Linked DNA regions of Homo sapiens: all the other regions are linked to region 1. A link is an interaction called in ENCODE POLR2A ChIA-PET data of the cell type or tissue named here. Cell type or tissue: MCF 10A. All regions are shown on one strand.

Region 1 (2,500 bases):
TTTACATCATGTGTGGTTGAACATTCTATTATTTGGTGAGACTATGACTGTCTAATTGGTCAGTGAGAATCTGACTTGTCTAGCAACAAAAGAACTCCTTGAGAAGAGGAGCTACTATTTGTACATTTGCATTGCAGCCCTGGTTGCAGTGATGAACTCTTGCTATAGTATGTTACAAAATTATGTCATTGATTTGTAGATTGAGTATAGTTGCTTAATTATTCTCACCTGCTGAATTTGCAGAATTTGTCATTCATCATTCATTCAACAAAGCTATACTGAGTTCCTGCAGTGTTAGTCACTGGGCATATAGTAATCAATGTAAACCATCGTGTATTACTATACTTCAAGGGCTGTGACCTGGAAAATCACTGATATGTTATTCCAGAATGAATAAAAGTGAAGTTGAACTTAAGGCATATACTTTAAAAGAATGGACTTTTTAATAATCATTGTAGCACAACCAGAAATTTTTGCTAATGAATTATCCAATTAACTTTTCTGAAGCCTAAAATAATTATGCTGTTATTTCTTTTGCATATGAATAACTTCTGTTTGTATTGATCCTTGATGCATTTACATCTCTGCCCAAATGATATGACATTCCTATCTAGAGGGGAAGGATATTTATTAGCTTATACTTCTCTAGATTGATACTACTGATTCTTTTAGGAAAACAGTAATTCCTGAAGTTACAAAGTCAGGCTAACAGTATTCCCACAAAACATCTTGTAATAGCTTCATGTGCTATAGGGAATTTTTTTGTTTAAAAAGTGCTCCCTTTCTATAATCACTTTTTGGTTGTGGAATTCCTGAAACAATTTGTTTTGGTTATTCTGAAAAATTCTGAATCTTCCCTAATACCTTTAGTAATAAAATAGGACCTGATAAAAATCACGAAGTGTCTTTGAATCTGGCTGAATATCTAGACTTAATGAGTGTTTAAGGCTCCATGTCAACCTGCAAAGATACCTGGTGAAGCACCCTTATGTACTTTTCTAAAAAAACCCTGCCCTGTTCCATACTTTAATCAACGACTCAACAACATAGAAGTCATCTACATAGTGTTTTCATACGACATAAGCCCAAAAAGGATGGCTTCCACTGCATATGCCTGTGATCATGATTCATAATGATTTCAATAGGCTGCAATGCTGGATGGAAACCAACATGATGAAGTTGAGCAAGGAATAAGTGTACATTTCTGCTTTTAGATTCAAAAGGCAATTGCGCAATTACAGGATGGGGAACAACTGAGCTTGGCAGCAGTTCATGTGACTAAAGGCTTAATGTGAACCAACAGTAGGAAGTGGTGGCTAAAAAAGAATGAATGTAGCCGTGTGCTTCCTCAGTAGAAATATTAATAGTCACTGTACTCTGCGCTGACCGCACTGCATTGGGAATAATTTGTTTGGTTCTGAGCACATTCAGGAGAGGCTTTGACAAAGCAGAGTAGCTACTAAGAGGGTGTTGAATCCAATCCAAGACACATTTATTAGACTCCTGTTTTGGGCAGGCAATGTGCTAACCAGGGCAGGCAATAAAGACACAAAGAGACTTTGCCAGTCTCTAGGCTCAAGGAGTTGAAAATTTAAATAGAGAGTCAGACAGGTACACGCATGACTATAAAACAAAGCGCCCCACGAAACCAAGAAGCACAAAGAAAGGGTTGTGGGAATTCAGGGGCTGGGCTAGTGGTCAGATTTCCACAGGAAATGAGGACGAGAGCAGAAGAAGCCTTAAGAGCAAAGAGACAGAGACAGGAAAACCCAAGGCATGTCTAGGGAATGCTGAGAAGTCTGGGTTGCCTGGCAGAATAGGGTAGGCCTGCGTAGGAAATGAAGCTGAAAAAAGAAGGTTTGGGCCAGAGCGTGAGGACATTGACTGGTAGGCAGTGGGAGGCATTACAGGTTGGTGAGCATCTGAAAAAAAATAATGATATATGAGGATCTGTTGGAGAAATGATGCATATTGAGTCTATAGAAAAGAAGACCGAAGTCCCCTGGTAAACGTATCTCAGACTTGCTTTGGGTTCCTCCAGAAGCAAAAATTTATCTCAAAGGGAAAGGGTTAAAAGGAATGAGATTTTAGATTTCTAAGCAGTTTTTTTTGTTTGTTTGTTTAATCAAAGCTGCCCATGGTGAAGACTTACCTTAGAAGATTGTGAGCACCATTGTGGTGGGACTCAGAGAAAGTTTGGTAACTGACACTCTAAACAGAGTTGGGGGAGAAATGCTGCAGCTTCACCAACTGGCCTGGGCATTCTAGGGATTACCCATGGCCTTTGCAATGTGTAATTATCCATGGTTGAGGTTTTTTTCTTTCTTCTTTGACTTAAGACATCCATTAGTATGTCATTTTCTGAATAAAGCCACTATGTTATGACTCTCCAGTTCAATGAGAGATGTCAAACTAACTCCAGTGCAGGTCCCAGGGCTGTGACAGTAGCCACTCACCATGACTGTGGCACTTTACAACCTACCCATTTTTTTTTTTACTG
Region 2 (2,500 bases), 240 kb before region 1:
AATAGAATACAGTCCAATTTTATAAGGAATGGCTGAAAGACTTTGGTTTCAGACTTGTTTATTTACTCATTCAACGAATAACTAACCAATATTTGTTGAGTGCTTTCCAGTCACAGTTTAAGGCACAAAAGCCAGTAGTGAATAAAACACACAAGATCTCTGCCTTCAAAGAGCCTATTATCATCAACAATAAAGAAATAAGCAAATACATGAACAAGAAAATTTCAGATGGTGGAAAGTGCTTGAAGAAAACAAACAAGGTAATTGATAGAATAACTGCAAAGGAGGGTCTATTTTAGCTGGGCTTTTCAGAACAGGCTGTGCTTGAGATAGTGACAGCGAGGAGCATGAAATATGGCTGGAGATGGTGGAGAGACTGAAGGCAGCTATCTCAAACACGTCAAGAGTTGTCATGTAGAGAAGTGTGCTTGCCTCATGCTGACTCAGAAGGTGAAGTGAGAAAAAATCTGAGTGCAAGACAGAGGTTGAATTCAGATCAGTTTAGGGAAGAACTTTCCAACCTAGAAGAAAAGGAATTAATATTTACTTGAAGCGTACTATGTCCTAGCTTCCTTATTTGTAATATTTTGTTTAATGCTTTAAAAAACTGTAGGTGGTAAGTGAAACAATATCTATTGGAAGGAGCGATCTCCCCCTCTCAAGAAGTATGCATGCTCCCTGGCTAAGATAGAGACAGATGAGTGAGGGGTTCCTTAACCTTGCGGATCCGTGCCCCTGCAGATGCTGCCCTAATTATGTCATAGAAACCAATGGAAAAAGGAAATCAGATTCCCCAGATTCCACCCCCGCCCTCGCCCCAGGTAGTGAAAAGTTAGTGAGACTTCTTGAAAAACAATAGGGTGTTTCCAGGTTAACTAAGCTTTAACCTTTAACCAAATTCTCAGGAAGGGCTTCCCTGAATATTCTCCCTGTGGAATGCAGCAGAATGGCACTCTAATGCCTCCCTCAAAGAGAAAGTGATAAGGCCATGAGCTGCTCTTGAGGATGAATACCAGCAGGAGTGGGAAGGGTGCTGAGCTACCTGTGACCTATAGAAACTCTGCCTGGCTCACTTCCCTTCATTAAGAGAAAATGTGCTTGATTCACTTCAGGAAAATGAGATTATTTATGAGAAAGAAGTACCCTTGATTGGAGGCTCTTAAACAAGTGGCTTTCCAGAGAGAACAGTTAAGTCTCCACCACAGACAGCCCTGGGAAGAAAAAGACAGCCCTAGATATTTTGGATAATTTGGGCATTGACCTTCCTGAGGACTAGTGCAAGGAATGAAGTAAATGAGCTCGATTCCTTTCATTCTGTGAGTCATAGCTTCGTCGAAATTACTCAATTGTTGATCCCACTTGGCTCCACATGGAAGGCAAAGTTCAAGCTATAGTACAGGTAGCAACATGATCCGTGTACAATTGTGCAAAACACAAAATTCCCATAGGCCAGGCACACTCCCATTGCCTTTGGATGGTGGCTCATGAAGATACAACCATGTCCTCTGTCTTTTGTCCTATCCTAAGTTGTTATCTCTTAGGCCATAAACTACTCAAAGGCCCAGTCTTCCCTTCTTTCTAGCACCATGCCTGGCAGAGAGAGAGACAAAAGGCACCTGATTAGTGTATGATAAACGAATAAAGTTTCATAAGTCCTACTTTTCAGATCCTAATAATAGCTCCCAGTGCCCGGGAGTATGCTGAACACTTTACAGGTATTACTGCATTTACTCCTTAAAACAACCCTGTGAAATGAGTACTATTGCCATCATTATTGTTTGAATCATCACTATTTTCACATGAAGAAAGATCTAGACTTGAAGCCACTATGCTATAATGCAGGTTGGTTTTTACCCTGTTGATGTGGGATGTGCCACAGGCAGCATGTGGCAAACCTGGAGACTGCTTTGTCCCAAACCAGAGTCAATGTCTCAACTTACACCATTGCCAGTTTCTTAGTAATTTGGGCACTACGTGGGTAGAGGTGACACTGTTGAATAGAGAGAAAAAAGCCAAAAGGCAGGAGTAACTTTTCTGCCTCTGATTTTCCCTTGCTCTTCTCTGTTTTCCAGTGCTACCAAGGGGCATACAGACTGAAATCTCCATATTAAAGTGAATCCACAACTTGTAATAACCAGTGTGTGGGGGAGTCTAGGATGGCAGACTAGGGTTTTGATATCTAATAGCAAAAGATTTTTTGCTTCTAACTTGATAAGGTGTGAAGACTTTTAGCACTTTATATATGAAGCCTACATCTCAATTTATTTTTAAAGTGTGACCATTTCAGAGTTTACTAAGTGCTAGACACCATGCCAAACCCATTCGGTGCATTATCTCAATTAATTCTCAGGACAACAAACAGCCCTACCAATTTAAATTGTTTTCCTTTAGCTTCAATGTAACGTATTGGCCTGTGGGGAAATGAGCAGGTAGTGGTGACAGCTAAGGGCTGGGCACTCAGCTACAGACAGGTGGAATAAATTTAAAAGTTTTGGCAGGT
Region 3 (2,500 bases), 390 kb before region 1:
CTGTCTCTAGAGGCTTCCCAAACCCTCCCAACTACACTGTATAGGGAGTTCTCTGCTCCTGTTATACTGGAATTTGGCTCTGAAATGAACCTCTGGTATGACCTAAACTGGCAACGATACACTGTGATGTTGACCAGTTGGCGATGTAGAGAAAATCCCTGCCTCTTTTTTGACTACTGACTCTGGCCCCTGGCTCCCTCATTGCTGTCCCCATTCTCACACAGGGTCATTGCTCTGGCACAAGACCCCCAGATTTCCACTACCCAGTACTCAACTTTACAACTTTAGAGAGACCACAGATTTGTGAGACTACAACTCTCCAATGTCAGAGTACAACTTTGAAAAGTTTACCAAGGGCTTTATGCTATCTAGCCCAACAACAAAACAAAGCTCAGACAACTCCTATTTCTGGATATGGGGGCCCCAAACAACCTGCAAAAAGAAAGATGAGGGATTGAGGTCAGTTCCGTTATCCTGGGCTTTCTCACCTTATTATTTGTTTTTTCTTTAGTCTTGCAAGATTCCAGTGCCTTGTGTCCAAATGTTTTTCTTACTTTTGCACAACTTCGAGCTTGAGGTAGCTGCAAAATAGCAGGTCTAATAACATGTTTAGAATGTTTCACAGGACCTTAAAAGAATAGAATTAAAGGATAAATATATGTTTACTGAAATATTCCTTTACTCCCTATTTTTAATTAATATAATTCTTATTTTCTAAAGTCATGTTTAAATGAGGGACTAGCGTTAATTAATCCAAGTCAAAATAACCATTGAGTTCCCCAACATTCACACCCTGCCTAGCTTTTGCCCAATAACTATTCATTTTGATCATGAAACCTGGCTTACTTGCATTATTTCTTCATGTTTTGTCACTCTGACCTACCTCCATGCCCCCAACACACGCACACATATAGGGAGATGAAAATATAGGTGGTAAAATATACAATTTCTGAGGTTCTTGAAATAGAAGCTACATACCTTGTTCAGCACTCTTTATATCAACACTACTTTGCACAAGAGCTGATGTCATAAAAACATTGTTTTTCCTCACTGTAAGAAAAAATATTTAAATTTTTTTAAATACAGAAGAGTGTCAGATTCTACACTATTTGGGGCTTAACAATCCCATTCCGAACTCACCAGCAGATGTCGCAATTGGCACTAACAGAGTAGTAGGTAGTGCCCTCTGGAGCACTGGCTCTGCGAAAAATGGGATTGCCAGCCAGGCGCGGTGGCTCGCGCCTGTAATCCTAGCACTTTGGGAGGCCAAGGCGGGTGGATCACCTGAGGTCAGGAGTTCGAGACCAGCCTGGCCAACATGGCGAAACCCCGTCTCTACTAAAAATACAAAAAATAATGAGCCGGGCGTGGTGGCAGGTGCCTGTAATCCCAGCTACTCGGGAGGCTGAGGAAGGAGAATCTCTTGAACCCAGGAGGTGGAGGTTGCAGTGAGCTGAAATCGCACCACTGCACTCCAGCCTGTGTGACAGGAGCGAGACTCCATTTCAAAAAAAAAAAAAAAAAAAAAAAGATATTGCCGGATGCGTCCTGCTACATAGTTCTGTTTACTTTCAGATATCTAAGTGAAAATTAGGTGACTAGCAGAAAAGGCAGTCTTTTTTTTGAATCTTTAAATAGTGCACTGTCAGAAATTCTACAGACTACAAAATCTGAATTGGTAATGAACCCTCCGGCATTAATATATAGCTCTTATAGAATATTATAAAACTGTTAGCAAAGTCTGCCCACACTCCCTGACTTTTTAATGAGTATACCTGAAGAAAGAAGTAAAGATGACAAATCTGCTAAGTTATTTTTCTACAAACATGTTGGTGGGGTAAGACTGTGGTGGTGGCTCCGAGTATAGAATTTCTATACATTTCAAAGGGATCTCCTCTTCATTGCAAATTGCAGAAACAGCAACCTTTGGCATTTAATGAAAATGAGAAAAGAATAATTGCTTCTTCAAAGTATTCTTTAAGGTGTTATAAATGTTGGGGTAGAATCCCTTCTCTACTTCAGAGTTCAATTTAATGTTTTTTATGATCTTTATTATTGAACATCAACAAAAAAAGAGCCATATTTTTCTCCTGCTGAACACCACTAACATTCTGCACAACATAAAACAGAATGATAATCTTTCTTTTTGTGTGAGTGTCCAGTAAAAAATGAATTAAAGCACGTGCATAGATAACTTAAAGTCGTTCCTTTGTTTTATGTATAAATACAATAAAACAGAACACCTTTGCCTCTGGGATTAGGATCTCTATTTCTATGTCTCTCTCACTTTTTTTTTTTTTCTTTGAGATTGAGTCTCTCTCTGTCATCCAAGCTGGAGTGCAGTGGCATGACCTTGGCTCACTGCAACCTCTGCCTCCTGGGTTCAAGCGATTCTCTTGCCTCAGCGCCCCAAGTAGCTGGAACTACAGGCGTGCAACACCATGCCCGGCTAATTTTTGTATTTTTAGCAGAGACCAGGTTTCACCATGTTTGCCACGCT

The links. Peaks named below come from ENCODE experiments on the same cell type or tissue, not always from the same donor. Only the 100,000 strongest peaks of a DNase experiment are listed, where the experiment ranks them.
Region 2: POLR2A ChIA-PET joins it to region 1 with 6 read pairs; 3 of 35 experiments call an interaction of 5 or more read pairs at or near these places.
Region 3: POLR2A ChIA-PET joins it to region 1 with 5 read pairs; 1 of 35 experiments calls an interaction of 5 or more read pairs at or near these places.

The regions. Positions count from the first base shown.
Region 1 is chr5:36,656,504-36,659,003 of GRCh38, forward strand. The region is part of intron 3 of SLC1A3 (solute carrier family 1 member 3); the gene reads left to right. Among named protein-coding and RNA genes, the nearest start is that of SLC1A3, 51 kb to the left of the region's middle. In MCF 10A, no CTCF peak of the experiment used is centred here; a DNase peak (open chromatin) is centred at 1,238.
Region 2 is chr5:36,417,017-36,419,516 of GRCh38, forward strand. No RefSeq gene overlaps it. Among named protein-coding and RNA genes, the nearest start is that of RANBP3L, 120 kb to the left of the region's middle. RefSeq lists an enhancer at 514-1,713 and a silencer at 2,491-2,500. In MCF 10A, no CTCF peak of the experiment used is centred here; a DNase peak (open chromatin) is centred at 1,365.
Region 3 is chr5:36,264,471-36,266,970 of GRCh38, forward strand. It overlaps RANBP3L (RAN binding protein 3 like), which reads right to left. Exons shown (of 14, transcript NM_145000.5): 5 at 979-1,050; 6 at 489-628. The region is part of intron 1 of LOC124900962 (a long non-coding RNA gene); the gene reads left to right. Among named protein-coding and RNA genes, the nearest start is that of NADK2, 24 kb to the left of the region's middle. In MCF 10A, a CTCF peak has its summit at 1,151; a DNase peak (open chromatin) is centred at 1,171.